Regions from separate parts of the Mus musculus genome. Here region 2 is linked to region 1. Evidence: chromatin loops called from intact Hi-C (ENCODE). Cell type or tissue: heart. All regions are shown on one strand.

Evidence for each region. Peaks named below come from ENCODE experiments on the same cell type or tissue, not always from the same donor. Only the 100,000 strongest peaks of a DNase experiment are listed, where the experiment ranks them.
Region 2: a loop joins it to region 1, with 5 times the contacts of the local background. A loop is called at or near these places in 2 of 42 quality-filtered maps.

What each region holds. Positions count from the first base shown.
Region 1 is chr6:87,882,956-87,890,955 of GRCm38, forward strand. Copg1 (coatomer protein complex, subunit gamma 1) reads left to right here and starts at 4,985. Exons shown (of 24, transcript NM_017477.2): 1 at 4,985-5,117; 2 at 6,116-6,168; 3 at 6,702-6,782; 4 at 7,001-7,072; 5 at 7,235-7,314. The coding sequence starts at 5,081. In heart, no CTCF peak of the experiment used is centred here; a DNase peak (open chromatin) is centred at 4,886; H3K4me3 peaks cover 1,747 bases; H3K27ac peaks cover 1,359 bases.
Region 2 is chr6:88,071,850-88,079,849 of GRCm38, forward strand. No RefSeq gene overlaps it. Among named protein-coding and RNA genes, the nearest start is that of Rpn1, 8.6 kb to the right of the region's middle. In heart, a CTCF peak has its summit at 3,369; a DNase peak (open chromatin) is centred at 3,422; H3K4me3 peaks cover 1,233 bases; H3K27ac peaks cover 1,219 bases; H3K27me3 peaks cover 1,491 bases.

The DNA of each region.
Region 1 (8,000 bases):
CCAACCCTTTCTACTTCAGTGTCACCAGCTCCTGCTGAATCACTGGCAGGCCTTCCTACACCACCCCTCCTGCAAGGCGGAGGGAGGATCTTGCAGATGCTGCTTCTCCTCTGTGGGTGCCATAGTAACAGGGAAGCAGCTTCCAGGAGCCTGCTCTGCTAACCAGAATACAGAAGAAGATGAAGGTGTGTGTGTGTGTGTGTGTGTGTGTGTGTGTGTGTGTGTGTGTGTGTGTGATTTCACTGCTTAAGATCTGGGAACCTACAAAACACCCAGTTCAGGCCTTTTTTGATTGTATCATATGAAAGGAAACACACCACTACAGAGACATTAATTTGATGTCTATGCATTTCCCCCCATGAAACCTTAAGGGGCCGACAGCAGGGGATTTTCTGTTCCCCTTCCTTTTCCTTTCTCTCCTCCCTCCCCCCTTCTTCCTCTCTCTCTCCTTCCCTCCATTCTCCCCCTTTCCACTTCCTTCTCCCTCTCTCTTTCCCTTTCTTCCTCCCTTCCCTTTGTCCAGAGTTCCATCCCCAGCCAGAAAGCAGGTCTTACTCATTTGCTTTCTTGCAGTGTTGGGATCAAACCCAGGGCCTTGCATGTGCCAGGCAAACTCTACTAAGCTATCCATCCAACCCAAGGGGATGTCTTGTAAAAATAAATACATACATAAACCTGGAGTTGTTCAAACCGGTGCTGGGATCTGGGTCTGCCATTTAACTACTATTTTTGGAGCATGTACTTTGTGCCAGGTACTAGATACAGCAAACATTCTGAAGGTGGAGAGAGAGATAGCTTGGGATCCCTTACCTTAGATGTCAACTCACCTGAGCCTCAAGTGCCAGGTCTTTGGGCAAACATGATTCTGGGAGTTTCTGTTGACAGGGGTTTTGGATGAGGTTGTTATGAACTCAGGATACTGAAGAAAGCGGGCTGGGCTTCCCCAGTGTAAGCAGGTGCATCTCACTGGTTCAGGGAAGTATCATGGTTGTCCAACAAACAGATAAATTATTTTTCACTTTGGAAAAACAAATCAGTCTCCACTGAGATTGTGTGTGTGTGTGTGTGTGTGTTTTGTTTTGTTTTGTTTTGTTTTGTTTTGTTTTGTTTTAGAAAGAGTTTCATGTATCCTAGGCTAGCTTCATACTCACTACATGGCCAATGATGCCCTTGACCTTGTAGTCCTGCCTTTACCTCCTGAGTACTGGAGTTACAAGTATGTGTCTTCATACACAGTTTATGTAATAATGGGCATCAAACTCAGGGACTCTTCTTGCATGCTAAACAAGCATTTGTCTTATGAGGCCAGAGACTGTTCCTGAAGCAAGGATGGTCCTGCATCTCCTCATTACACTGAGCAGACATTCATGCTCTTTCCAAGTCATTTTGGTGGACTGGTAGGGCCTAGCTTCCTATCTCATGTTCTGACTTCTGAAAAACAAAACAGAAAGAATTGGTGATGTCAGAGGAAGACCTGAAAACCCTACAATACACTGTACGTTTCCTTTTTAATTTGGGTACTATGGTGACAAAAATATTAGAATAATACCATTACATTTTCAGATTTTAACTTTTATTTTTGTGTTTGTTTGTGTACATGTGTGTGCAAAAATGTGTGTGGGTGCCCTGGAAGACAGAAGAGGGGATTACATCCCCTGGAGGTAGAGTTACCATTGGTTGTGAGTCAAGTGGTGCTGGTCTTCTGGAAGAGCAGCAAATGCTTGCTCTTGATCCCTGAGCCATCTCTACAGCCCCTCGTTTTTGTAATTGTTCTTTGACAATTTCATACATGCATGCAATACTCTCTCCCACTTCTCCCTGACTGCTTTCTCAGAGGTCCTGAGTTCAATTCCCAGCAACCACATGGTGGCTCACAACCATCTGTAATGGGATCCGGTGCCCTCTTCTGGTGTGTCTCAAGAGAGCAAAAGTGTACTCACATACATTAAAAAATAAAATAAATCTTTGAAAAAATTAGTATTATGGCCTACTTAGCCACAAAAGATGTTAAAAAAAAAACTAATCAAAATGGATGAAAGTACTAGATATAAGAATCAAAAGTCTGACTCTCTGAAGAGAACAGAGATGAAAATGATCTTGGCTTAAGCAATGATTCTTCAAGATGACACCAAATGCTCTCAAGGAAAGAAGACAGATAGTCTTCTATTTCCTTCCTTAAAACTTCTTTTTTGAGCTGTAGACATGGCTCAGCAGTTAAGAGTACCGGCTGCTCTTCCAGGGGTTCTGAGTTCAATTCCCAGTAACCACATGATGGCTCACAACCATCTGGGATCTGATGCCCTCTTCTGGTGTGTCTGAAGAGAGCAACAATATACTCATATATAATAAACAAACAAACAAATAAATAAATCTTAAAAAATTTCTTTATCAAGAGTAAACTTTATTAGAACTTTTGTTTTTGTTTGAGACAGGGTTTCTCTGTGTAGCCCTGGTTGATCTAGAACTCACTGTGTAGACCAGGCTGGCCTTGAACTCACAGAGATCTGCCTGCCTCTGCCTTCCAAGTGCTGGAATTAAAGGCATCTACCACCATGCTCGGCTTTAAGTAGTGATTTTTTAAAAGCAGAGTTCCCATCAAATTAACACTCACTTCAGGGCAAAAATACATTTTAAAAACCTAAAACCCTGACTAATGCACCAAATGGCTGTTTTTATAAGAATGGAATCAGCAGCCAACTCTCTGGTTTCATCTGTATAGTCTATAATATTAAGTAATACGAGCCAGGAAGTGGTGGCGCACACCTTTAGTCCCAGCACTTGGGAGGCAGAGGCAGAGGCAGAGGCAGAGGCAGAGGCAGAGGCAGAGGCAGAGGCAGAGGCAGAGGCAGAGGCAGAGGCAGAGGCAGAGGCAGAGGCAGAGGCAGAGGCAGAGGCAGAGGCAGAGGCAGAGGCAGAGGCAGAGGCAGGTGGATTTCTGAGTTTGAGGTCTACAGAGTGAGTTCTAGGATAGCCAGGGCTACACAGAGAAACCCTGTCTTGGAAAAAAGAGAAAAAAGTACTATGAAGCATTGCTAGGTGGTACAGCCATGCTCACTGGCTACCTCACACAGTTCCAGCAAAGCCGAGCGAGCCAACTGCTGCAATCGATGCTCTTCTAACTCTAACTTTTGGTTTTGTTCCCTGCATGTTGCATTCTTGGGGACTGTATGTGTTATGATTCAGTTTATGTCTTTTCCTGGGGAAAATTATGAATTATGTCTGAGTCTTTAAGAAAAATCCTAAAATTAACTTTATTTGGAAGTCTTCCTTATGCCCTGGAGATCATTAACCACAGATAAGCACATAGCTCCATGAGGCCATTACTCCAGGAATCGGCTTGGGGTATCGGCCCCTGAGCAAACTCACGAAGGATAACTGATGGAGGGCAAACAGACAATTGATGAACTCTGTCCAAAATAGATTACAGATTCAATGTCTCTTTTTTATTATAGGCTTAAAGCTCTCTGAAAATGGAGTTTAAAGACAGGGAGTCATACAGGGCATACCCCTGGAGGAATAAACTCAGTAAACAATTTATATTGACTAAAATAAACATTTTCTACTATGTTTATCATGTTTAATCATGTTTTACATGATAAAACATATAATGAAGTTAGATAGTCATCTTTGCAGCTCATAAAAAGACCAATTCAGATATTTCCTGTTTGTCTGGAGTGCTTTAAAACTGCAAACACTGCCAGCCTACAAGCAGCCTGCCACATAGTAAGTGTGTTTGTTTTGGAGGAGACAGTCTTTAGATTCTTTAAATTGGTGTTATAGGGCAGATAATAAGAATAAAATCTGTTGTTTATATTTTCTATTTGTAACTGAGCTTTTAACCCTGGTTATGTAATGATAAGTCAGACATATTTTGTACTACTGGATAATCATTAGCTTGTCTTTGTTCTGTGAAACTTGTGTAAATAAAGACGCTCTTGGTTGCTAGTCAGTCAGAGCAACAGAAATGGCCTGATCTCTAATAAGTAAGTCAGAGTTACAGAAATGGCCTGATTGCTATCAAGTCAGAGCTGCTAAATTCCCCTAACTATCTGGCTTGGCTTGCCTCACCCTCTCCCCTTGCCTAATACTCATCTTCTCTGTGGGCCAATTTGTCAGCAACAATATTTGAATTCCTTGTCAAACCACAAGTTTTATAGTATTTGGTAGAAAAGACTCATTTAATAATTTTCACAACTGAACCTGGCCCTCAGACTTGGCAGCAAGCACCTTAACTTAGCGGCTGAGCCATCTCATTGGCTCTATTTTTTGAGGTGGAAGTCATGTAGGTCTGGTGCAGGGGGATGGCCTTGAACTTCTCATCCTCCTTTCTCTGCCTCATGAGTGTTGAAATTACTCGCTATGTCCAGTTATATCTCAATGTTAAAGCACAAATGTACATAACTCTATTCATTGCCTTACAAAGCTAGACTCGGATGGAATCGGTTCCTTGGCTAGCAACAGATGCCCTTTTCCCTCTCACCACCATCTCTGTCATGGTGACTCCTCTGGCCTCAATCCTTGGGGCCAGTGAACTTGTTTGAGAGCAGCTTCCCAATAAATTTGCCCTTAAAATATTCTAACCTGACTTGAATTGGCTCATTTTACCGGTGGCGGAAAAATAACCTATTAGTGAGACTTACTTCCGGAAAATGACAATAAAGAGTAGCAGGGAACATGTATGGGGTCAGCGTGCTGCATGCAACCCTCCCATCAGAATGCCCTTTAAATTCAGCCAGGGGTAACTGCAAACACAGCAGCCACAGGACCACAAGGGGGCGCAGAAGCGGAGCACCCGCAACCGCAGGTCTAGGCTCCGCCTCCAGTGTCTAGCCACGCCCACTTTCCTGGGTCTCACCCCTCCCCTTCCGCCCTCTTCCACCTAGGTTTTGGCAATCTCCGGACAGGCAATGAAAAAGGTGGGCGCAGTTGTGCGCAGGCGCAGACAACAGAGTGCGCAGGCGCAGTCCATAGTGCAGTGCTCAGGGCGACGTGGCGGGCGGGAGTACGGAAGCCGCAGGGAGAAGCTGTTCTCACCGCTACTCTGAGCATCTTCCTGCTGCGTGGAGCTACCGCTGACACCATGTTGAAGAAATTCGACAAGAAGGACGAGGAGTCTGGTGAGGGCCCCTTGAAAGACCTGGGGAGGTCAGATCCTCGTAGGGGTTCATGGGACCTTCCTTGGCTTCCTTCTTCCGGGCCTCTGTCAGAGCCAGATCCGAGGCCCAAGAGGGGCAGGGGCTTGTGCGCAGGTCCATCTATATCTGTTCTCGGAGGAAACGTGCTGTTTGCCCTCTCCAGCTCTGGCCAGGATTTCTGCGTGACCTTGTGCGGGTAACACTCCTCTCTGGGCCTCAGTTTCCCCATCTTGTCAGAGGAGGTTCCCAGGCTGGATGTTACCTTGCATTTCACCCGACCTCTTGGTATTTGCTGCGATAATTCTTTGCCTATCTGGGTGTAACCAGTCCTACAGTTAATAACCCTGACCGTTTCATTCATTCAATAAACTACAATTACTGAACATCAGGCACCTCACTGATCATAATATTACAGTAGCTAAAGCAAGTTCGATACTAGATGCCTGCAATAGGAATGTTAGGATGGAGAGCCCAGACAGTAACCAGATAATCGCATGCATAATTTTTTAATGTAATATCTGCTGTCAGGGAAACTCAGTCACAGGTTAGTTAGTGTTGGTTGTCTCCGACACATAGATTCATTTAAGTTCTGGTTGCATAGATCAGTGCCAATTATTGAACCCTAAAATGCTCAGAAAGAATGCTTAGGTGACTGTGAGAGAGCCTTGACGGCCTCTGGTAGATGATAGAGACTTCCTTCTCTCTTCCTCGTGTTTGGCAGGTTTAGGGTCACAGTTCGGGGCTGTAACTCAGTTGATAGAGTGCTTGCTTAGCTTGGGTGAAGCCCTGTGTATGATCCACAGTACCATGTAAACCAGGAGGCCGAGGCGGGAAGATCAGATGCACAAGAGCCGACCTCTGCTACATTTTGAGTTAAAGGCTAGCATGCGATACATGAGAGTCTGTGTCAGCACAGGAAAAAGGAGAAAAGCAGTTCATTCAAGATCACAACCGTAATCAGTCTTCTCTGTGCACTGCAGGTGGAGGCTCCAACCCCCTCCAGCACCTGGAGAAGAGTGCCGTACTCCAAGAGGCAAGTGCCACCATGCCTGTGTCTGGTCAGGAATACCTGCCAGCCCTGCTGTCAGATACTAACATACATGGAGTGCTGGTTTATAAAGCCTGGGTCCAGGAAGATGGGACTTTATTCATTGTATTTGCTAGTGTGGCTAGTATTAGGGCAGCCCAAGGGAAGACTTCTGGTATGGTTAGTAGATAAATTAAGAAAAATAAACTCTTGGGAGCTGGACAGATGGCTCAGCGGTTAAGAGCACTGGCTGCTTATTCTTCCAGAGGTCCTGAGTTCAATTCCCAGCAACCACATGGTGGCTCACAACCATCTGTAATAGGATCTGATGTCCTCTTCTGGTGTGTCTAAGACAGCGACAGTGTACTCGTATACTTAAATAAAATCTTAAATAAATAAATAAACTCTTCCCACTTGAGAATACATTTATGTGGACTGAGTTAATACGTACCCTATGGTTCTCTAGGCCCTTCATGAACTGAGGGGCAGCTGTGGTAGAAAAGTGTACTAGGCTAGAGGTAATGGTTGCTTCTTCACAGGCTCGGGTCTTTAACGAAACTCCCATCAATCCCCGGAAATGTGCTCACATCCTCACCAAGATCCTTTATCTCATAAACCAGGTAACAAGATGAACTTGGCAGGGAATACAGGGGAGGTTGTGTAAATGGAGATGTACCCTTACGCTTTTGACAGCTCTGTGATTGGAACCAACAGTCTAGGCCTGGGTCCTCTTAAGTTTCCGGCTCTCATTTGTTGCCTGTGCTCAAGTGCCTGCAGGCTCCAAAGGTCTAGCCTACTGACCTCCTGTCCAAACCTGTGGCTTTTCTGATTCCCACAGGGGGAGCACCTGGGGACCACGGAAGCAACTGAGGCTTTCTTTGCCATGACCAAGCTCTTCCAGTCCAATGATGTAAGTACACTGATGATCTGTGCGTTTCTGCAGATGTTGCACCCATGGCAGGGTGGCAGGAGGTCTGCCTGTCAGTATAGACTGCCGTCCACAGAATCAGGCTTCTCCTGACTCTAATCCTCTCCCACCAAGCTGATCAGGTCTTCTCCATGCCTTTTTCAGCCCACACTCCGCCGCATGTGCTATTTGACCATCAAGGAGATGTCCTGCATCGCTGAGGATGTCATCATTGTGACAAGCAGGCATGTCTTGGGCAGGGGTGGCTCCTCTGGTGGGATCCATTGACAGAGACAACATGTACAGCCAAGAGCCTTTTGACATCTGTTCTGTGCCCTTTCCTCTTAGCCCACCCTATGCCAGCCTCTAGAATGGTCTGCTTATTTCTCACTTCCTAGGCCTTGCCTTTCTTCTTCCTCCTTAGACAATACAACCAGCATGGAGCTTTCATAAGTCTTTAGATAGTGCTAAGGAAAAGAAAAACAGGGTGCAGGAAGTTAATGAGCAAGTCTATTAGCCAGTACTGGTTTCTGCGCTAGGCTGAGTAATTTAGGGACAGACGTCACGAATATATACTCCGTGTCCTGGAGAACTGAGAGTCACAGCTGGACCTGGTGCTGCACACTTGTTCTCCCAGCATTTGGGAGAAACAGGAGGATGGCTGCCAGTTTGAACCTGCCTGGGCTACATAGCAAGATGTCTCCAAAAAATGAAATAAAACAAAACCACACAACATCCCTGCCTCTTACCCAGTTCTTCTATTTCTTCTTGACATTGCTATCTGAGGAGAGGGACCATACAGCCAGAGTCAGGGGCATTGATATTTCCTGGGGCTGGAAAGATAGCTCAGGGGTTAAGATCTCTGGCTGATTTCTTAGCATCCACATCAGGAGGCATAAACCCGTCTGTCAGTCCAGCTACAGAGAGTTTG
Region 2 (8,000 bases), 190 kb after region 1:
ATACACTAGCTCATAACTTGTGTCCCCTAAATTGTAGTTTATTGACATGGCTCAGTGGATAAAGGCACTGGCCATTGTGTCTGAAGATTTGAGTTAGATCTCCATGTGGGAGAACCAACTCCCACAAGCAGTCCACTCGCCTTCATTCATGGGTGTGTGCATTTAGGAGTGTGTGTGTGTGTGTGTGTGTGTGTGTGTGTGTGACAGACAAATAGATGCTTAGGAATCATAATCTATGAACCTCAAAAAATTTGATCCTTTTGTTGGTCAGTTACCAGCTGGTTATTCCTGGTGAGCTAGTCAATGCTCCACAAACTCATATATCTTCACCTGAGTGGATGGTTTTTGTCTAAAAGCAGTGGCCTCTCTCTATACATTTTTCTGTGCTTAGATCTCATACACTTTGGAGTTGGTTCTGTCAACAGCAGAGAAAAGTGGGGAGTTACACCTCAACTGTATTAAAAACAAGACTTAAATTCTCTACAGAGATTCATGTGAGCAAGGATTTTTGTTTGTTTGTTTTGCTTTTCTCTTTGTTTTTGGAGTCAGGGTCTCACTGTATAATCTAGGTTGGCCTGGAACTTGCCATGTTGACCAGACAGGCCTTACAGAGATAATCTGCTTCTGGCTCCAGAGTACTGGGCTGAGAGTTGTGAGCCCCAAATGCCTGGCCAGGATTTTTTTTTTTTTTTTTTTTTAGTTTTTGTAAATTGTCTCATGTGCTCCAGGTTGATCTCAAACTTGCTACTTGCCTCCAGTCTCAAGTGCTGGGATTACAAGTTTATTCCACTCTGTCTGGCTTATGTGTTACTGGGGATAAAACTCAGGGTTTTGTAGATGTTAGGCAAGCACACCACCATCTGAACTACATCTCCAGACCCAAAGATAAAATTTTGTCTTTGAGTTAGAGTCTCTTGTAGCCCAGGTTGGCTTGAATTTGCTATTCTGCTGATAATGACCTTGAACTCCTGACCCTCCTGAGTGCTGGGCTCACAAGTGTACACTCTCACTCCTGGTTTATGGAGTGGAGGAAGTCCACTGGAGGTCTGACAGGACTTTGTCCATTACAGGAATCCACATTGCTAGCCTCCCCCAAAGCTGGGATTCTTGACCTGCTGCAGAGAGAAGTCCAGGAGGATTTGCGACACGTTTATAACGAGAATGTTTTCGATTGGGCATAGTGGCAGTAGGCGGAGGCAGGTGATCTATGTGAGCTTGAGGCCAACCTGGTGTACATGGCGAGTTCCAGGCCAACTGAAGATACATAGTGAGATCATGTCCTTAAAAAAAAAAAAGGTTTTTTTAAGCATACATTTAAACTTAGATATTTAAAGAGAAAGATGCTTAGGAGTACAGTACACATTAAATATCCAAGTGTAGGTATGGGTTTCTCAACTCACGGCTACATGTAAGTGTTTTAATATTGTCGTATGTATGATTGGGGCAACTTTTGAAGGTACGCTATCCAAAGTGTTCTGAAGAACTTTGTTCCCTCGTCTTTTTTTTTTTTTTTTTTTTTAAAGTGTGAGCACAGTTTGTTTTCTGAGGTAGGTTGGACAGGATCATAGGCTGACAGGACAAAAGCACAGGTTGACATGCCACATCCATCTTTACTATAGTGGTTACAGTGACGTGAAACCTCGTTTTGACTGGTATATAAGGCTAGTAATCTTTTAAGATCTTCGGAAAGTTACAAGTCACAGCTTAGGGTCCTTAAAAGTGAAACTCAAAGGTGTATCCAGGTGTGGTGACCATACCTATAATCCTAGCGCTGGGGTGGCTAAGGCATGAGACAAGCCACCAGCTAGCCAGAGCCAGCCTGGGCTAGTGTGAGACCCTGCCTCAAAAAGTAAAACCAAATAAAGTTAGGTGTGGCAGGGCACCTGATTCCCAGCTCTCGGAGGAAGAGGTAGGAGATCAGAAAGTCAAGAGCATCATTAGCTATATAAAATTGGGACCAACCTATGCTACATGTAACCTCTCAAAAAGTTAAAACAAAATGTCAAAGAATCATGCTTTAAGGCCAAACAGTCTAAGACCTTGCGTTCTTCCTTTTGGATGGAGGCAAGACCACCCTCCAAAGCTCAGGCTAGTTTCAAACTCACTGAGCGCCACAAACTCAGCTATTGTTACATTCTTTGACATATTCCTATTTAATAAAAATAGTCGGGGCTGGTGAGATGGTTCAGCAGGTAAGAGCACCTGACTGCTCTTCCAAAGGTCCTGAGTTCAAATCCCAGCAACCACATGGTGGCTCACAACCATCCCTAACGAGATCTGACTCCCTCTTCTGGTGTGTCAGAAGACAGCTACAGTGTACTTACATATAATAAATAAATAAATCTTTAAAAAAAAATAAAAAAAAATAGTCTGTGAAGGCAATGTTCGCAGAGAATTCTTAATTCACAGTATTCTCTTCTAGGGCCCCTTTCTCTCCCATGGCGCCCTAATTTTCCCTGGCTTTCTAAACTGCCTCAGCTCCACAAATCACTGTTCTGCACTGTTAGGGATTAGAGATTCCCGCGGAAAAGGTTTCACTCTGCCGGGTTAAGAATTGTTGCTGAGGGGCTGGAGAGATGGCTCAGTGGTTAAGAGCACTGACTGCTCTTCCAGAGGTCCTGAGTTCAAATCCCAGCAACCACATGGTGGCTCACAACCGTAATGGGATCTGATGCCCTCCTCTGGAGTGTCTGAAGACAGCTACAGTGTACTTACATATAATAAATAAGTAAATAAATAAATAAATAAATAAGAAATCCATGTGCAAAATAGTGCTAAAAAAAAAAAAAGAAAGAAAATTGTTGCTGAGCCGAGCGTGGTGGCGCACGCCTTTAATCCCAGCACTCGGGAGGAAGAGGCAGGCGGATTTCTGAGTTCGAGGCCAGCCTGGTCTTACAGAATGAGTTCCAGGACAGCCAGGGCTACACAGAGAAACCCTGTCTTGAAAAACCAAAAAGAATTGTTGCTGAAAACTGGAAAAGGGAGACTGTCTGCAGTCAAGTTTTGTGTCTTGGAAAACCCTCAAGAACACTGGCAAGGAAACACTGTCATTACACCATATGGAGTGGCACCTTCGCCTTCGTGCTCCTGGCACCCAACCACAATGGCTAGGAGACCAGGCTTCATTCCTTTAGCCATGGGCACCCGCTGCTTCGCCGGCTTCTCCTCTGGGTTGCCTCCCGCAACTACAGGAACTCCGCAGTGGTGATCCTGTAGGTGAAATCTCAGCGATTGCTTCTAAGCAAGGATGCCTGTCCACACACGAACAACAGGAAGGAAGCGGCGAGAGCGAGTGCTACAAGCCTTCATTTCCGGAGGCGCAGGCTAGCTTAAGAGAAGTCGCAGGACGTCACCGCGGCTTCCACACCCCCTAGCGGCAGCGCTGCTTTATCCGATGCGAGGTCTTTGACTTGGGAATTCTGCTTCCGGGTCGGCCAGGACCATTGACATCAACAAGCAGGAGAGAGCCTGGAGTTCTAACCAGGCTGAGTTTACTCAGCGCACAGCCTGGAGGGGCGGAGCCTGGAGGGGCGAGGCCAGACGAGTTAGAGATGGAGGCCAGGAGCTGAGAACATGCTAAAGTTTTCCGGGGAAGAAACCGAATCACTTCCTCCTCACGGGCTTAGCTAACTCCTGGTCGAGACAGAATTGGAGGCCTTTGCATTCATCATTGTGAGAGTTAATGATCTTTTAGTTACAGTGCCAGATTTTTTTAAAAAAATAAAACGTATTTATTTTATGTTTAGGACTGTTTTATCTCCATGTATATGTGTGCACCATGCAGTGTGTTTAGGGGCCCGCAAAGGTCAGAAGTGTTTGTTATTGGTTTTTGTTTTTGAAATAGAATCTCTACAGATTGCTTATGGACTATGGAATTCACTGGAGCCCAGTGTGGCCTTCAATTCATAGTTATCCTTCTGTTTAAGCCTCTTATGTGCTGGGATTACAAAGAGGGAGGCACTATGTCAGTTATGATTCAAAATGTTTTTATTTCCGTCTAGGGGACCAAAATAAGATATAAGATCTCCTAGCTTAATGTAGTAGAGGAAGAAGGAGAAAAATGTAGAAATCCTGAAGGATCAGAAGCAAGAGTCTGAGTTGATGTTAGGTGTTTTGAGACTGGAAAAGAGTGGAGTCCTAGAGGAAACATTTTGGACAATGTATTTGAGTTGCCAAGAAAGGTGTACAAATATAAGAACACCATGTGCACCAAGAAATTAGGAAGTTACCAGGACACTGAAGATGCTTAGTGAAGAAATCTAACAGAAAAAAAAAAAAAAAAGGTTGATGAAAAAGTCCAAACTAATTATCTCCATAAGTATAAAAGAAGATCCTGTGGGGGTGCTTGTGAGTTTAAGGGAAGAAAACTTAGAATGTTTCTGATTATATTATCTTTTAAAATCCACACAATACTGGGTGTAGTGGTGCACCCCTTTAATCCTATCTCTCAGGGGACAGATGCAGGCAGACGTCTGTGAGTTTGAGGCCAGTCTGGCCTACATAGTGAGTTCCACAGATAGTAGATGTGTTTATAAAAAGATAGATGTGTTTATAAAAAGATAAAGAGAGGGGAGATATGTTCTATGGGGGTGTAGTCAGGTATGGGGGAAGGGGGCCCATGCCAAGGCATCCCTTCCCCTGGAGGGACCAGCCACATGATGGTATTGTATAGAAAAGAGTTTATTCAGCGCATGGGGAAGGGAGTTAAGAGGGTAGTAGAGGCAGAGAAAGGGAGAGAGAGAGACAGAGACAGAGACAGAGAGAGACAGAGAGAGAGAAGGGGGCAACAGGGAGCAAGAAGGGAAGAGCAAAAGAAATAGGAGGGGGCCAGAAGCCCCTTTTATATTGGGTCCCTACCTAGCTGTTGCCGGGTAACTATGGAGAGGAGCATACCTGGCTGTTGCCAGGTAACTGTGGAATGGAGCTTAGATATAATGCTAATGGCTAGAGCTACATAGTGCCACCTGTTGTGACAAAAACAAAACAAACAAACAAAAAGCACAAGTCTGCCAGGTCCAAAGGAAACTCTATTTCCCTAAATTCTGAAAGGCAGAAAAGAAAAAGAGTTACCTGTGGTTTCTATTAGCGTAGCAGAGCGCAGGCTGGTCACCAGCCTCCCTCGTCGTCACCATACAGTACCTGTCAGACATTTCAGAGGCCATGCTAGCACCCTTGCCCTTCTCACCTCCTCCCCACCCTAGAGTTTTCCTACACTCAGGTTTTCCTCCTTTCAAGCCACTCTCTCCTTATAACCCTGCTATTTCGGCTATGCTTTGTTCTTTGCCCCATTTTACCTATTTCTCTGTCTCCCATTTTTGTTTCTCCTTACATGCTCTCTGCTCTTACTATTCTCATGACCAGGTCAGTCTTCTGACCATCTTTAGTTTCCTACTTTCTCTCTCTGCCTCTCTGCTCTGGAATCTTCCAGATCCCTTTGCCTGCGCTCTCCCTCTTATTTAAAAACAAACAAACATTGTCAGTTTATATGGCCAGGTGTGGTGCATGGTTCTAGGTCAGTCAGGGCTAAACAGTGAGATGCTGTCTAGACCACACAAACAAAAAGATTCATGGAGTGCTGGAAGGATGAGTCAGGGGTAAAAACACTTGCCCCATAAACATGAGGACCTGAGTTTGAATTTCCAGAGCCCACATAAAAGCTGGACAAGACTTTGTATCACAGTGAGCCTACAGGGAAGTGGAGGTAAAGACGGTAGAACCCCTAGAAACCTGAGGCCCAGCTAGTCTGGCATATGTAGCAGAAACCAACAAAGACCCTGACTCAGACCAGGAGGACGGTGAGGACCAATGCCTGGTATTGTGCTCTGACACATACACACGTGCTCGCCTGCATTCATGCAAACAAATGTATACACAGAGAGAGAGAGAGACAGAGAGAGAGAGATAGAGAGACAGACAGAGACAGAGAGAGACCGACCGACAGTGAGAGAAAACTCAACCAAAAATAAACATTGAGATCATAATAAGGGTTGCCAGGAATCTTTGGGTGATAACAATTTAATTATTTATTTTATGTGCATTGGTGTGAGGGTCCCTGCTGTCAGATCCCCTGAAACTGGAGTTACAGACAGTTGTGAGCTGACATGTGGATGCTGGGAATTGAACCCCTGGCCCTCTGAAAGAGCAGCCAGTGCTCTTACCACTGAGTCATCTCTCCAGCCTAATAACAATTTAAAAGTTTGTGGAGAGGCAAAGGCATTATCTCTAAAGTTGTATAATAAAGTTCAAACCAACAGATATATAAATGTCCCCCCCCAAAAAAAAAGAAAAAAGAAAAAAATTTAAAAAGAAAAATAAGAATTATAAAAGAGCCAAGCAGTGTTGCCACATGCCTTTAATCTCAGCACTCAAGAGGCAGAGGTAGGTAGATCTCTTTGAGTTTGAGATCAGCCTGGTTTACAGAGTGAGTTCTAGGACAGCCAGTGTAGGACTACACAGAGAAACTTTGTCTCAACAAACAAACAAACAAACAAATACGAGGAAGAGGAAGAGAAGGAGGAAAAGGAAGAGGAGGAGGAGGAAAAGGAGAAGGAGAAGGAGAAAGAAGGAGGAGGAGGAGAAAGGAGGAGGAGGAGGAGAAAGGAGGAGGAGAAGGAGGAAAAGAAAAGAAAGGAAAAGAAAAGGAAAGAAAGAAAGAAAGAAAGAAAGAAAGAAAGAAAGAAAGAAAGAAAGAAAAGAAGAAGAAAAACAACCATATGGTTATTCACTTGACCTAGTACAACATATTGAAACAATACCTTTTTTGTTTGCAAGACAGGATGTTGTGCACTCAGGCTGGATTTCAGCACCTGTTCTTGCCTGTACTGCCTATATCTCCTTAAGTGCTTTTGATTACAGACATTTGCCACCACACTTGAATAAATTACACTTAAAACTATATAAATATATATACAGCATGTGTATAGATGTTTTGCCTGTACGTATGTCTATGTATTACCTGCATTCCTGATACAGAGGTCAGAAGAGGATGTCAGATCCACTGGAACTGGAATTACTAATGTTTGTGAGTCATCATGAGGGTGCTGGGACTTCTGCAAGTGCAGCCACTGCTTTTACCTGCTGAACCATCTGTCCAGGCTCCACTGTCTATATTTCTATCTGCCTAATTTCTCTGCAAGGTTAAAAGTTTTTTCTTTTTATCCTCCCTCTCCTCCTCTTCCTCCTCTTCTTCCTCCTCCTCTTTCATCACCACCTCCTCCTGCTTCTTCTTTTTGAGACAGGGTATCTGCATAGCCCTGTCTGTCTTCCAATTCACTCTGTAGACCAGCCCAGCATTGAACCCAGAAAGATCCACCTGCCTCTGCCCACAAAATGCTAAAAATTAAACATGTACACCACCACACCTAGCCCCCCATTTTATTTTTTATTTGTGAACAGTTTGAACAGCTAGCTGAATGGCCAATGGCTACTGGAGAGAGACTTCTTTAAACATGGAGAATCATTAAATTTCTCAACTTTGTTCTGTGCACATGTGAAAACTTATTTACCTTTAATGATCAGTTGTGCGCTGAGTGGAGGAAACCTTGAATGGATGTGTAAGGAGTGAAGGACGACCTGATGTACACTGGTAACAAAGACCAATGCTTCAGACGGTTGCAAACCGGCAAAGCCTTTCTCCGTTTTGTGTGCAAGTATTGACAGAGTGTACAGAAGTGTGGGTGGCTGCTTCCTGCTCCCAGATGTTCACAGCTCGTGTGGAGACCTTACACTGAGAGTGGCTGATCTGGTCTCTTGCTGTGTAAGAGCTGATGATGACAAACTCAATCATCACCAAGCCCTTGCTGAACAAGGCACGAGTAAATTCTTCAGTTTACAGCTGTATCTCATCCTTCTCTTCCAATGTGCACAGAACCAAAAGGTTGGCCAAAGGTCAGATCTTACAGTCCTTTGTATATTTCCTGTGCTTCTGCCCTGTTCTACATATGTGCAGGCTTTGGATCCCCGAATTCCTTCATCTCCCTTTTTTAGACGCTTTCATCAGC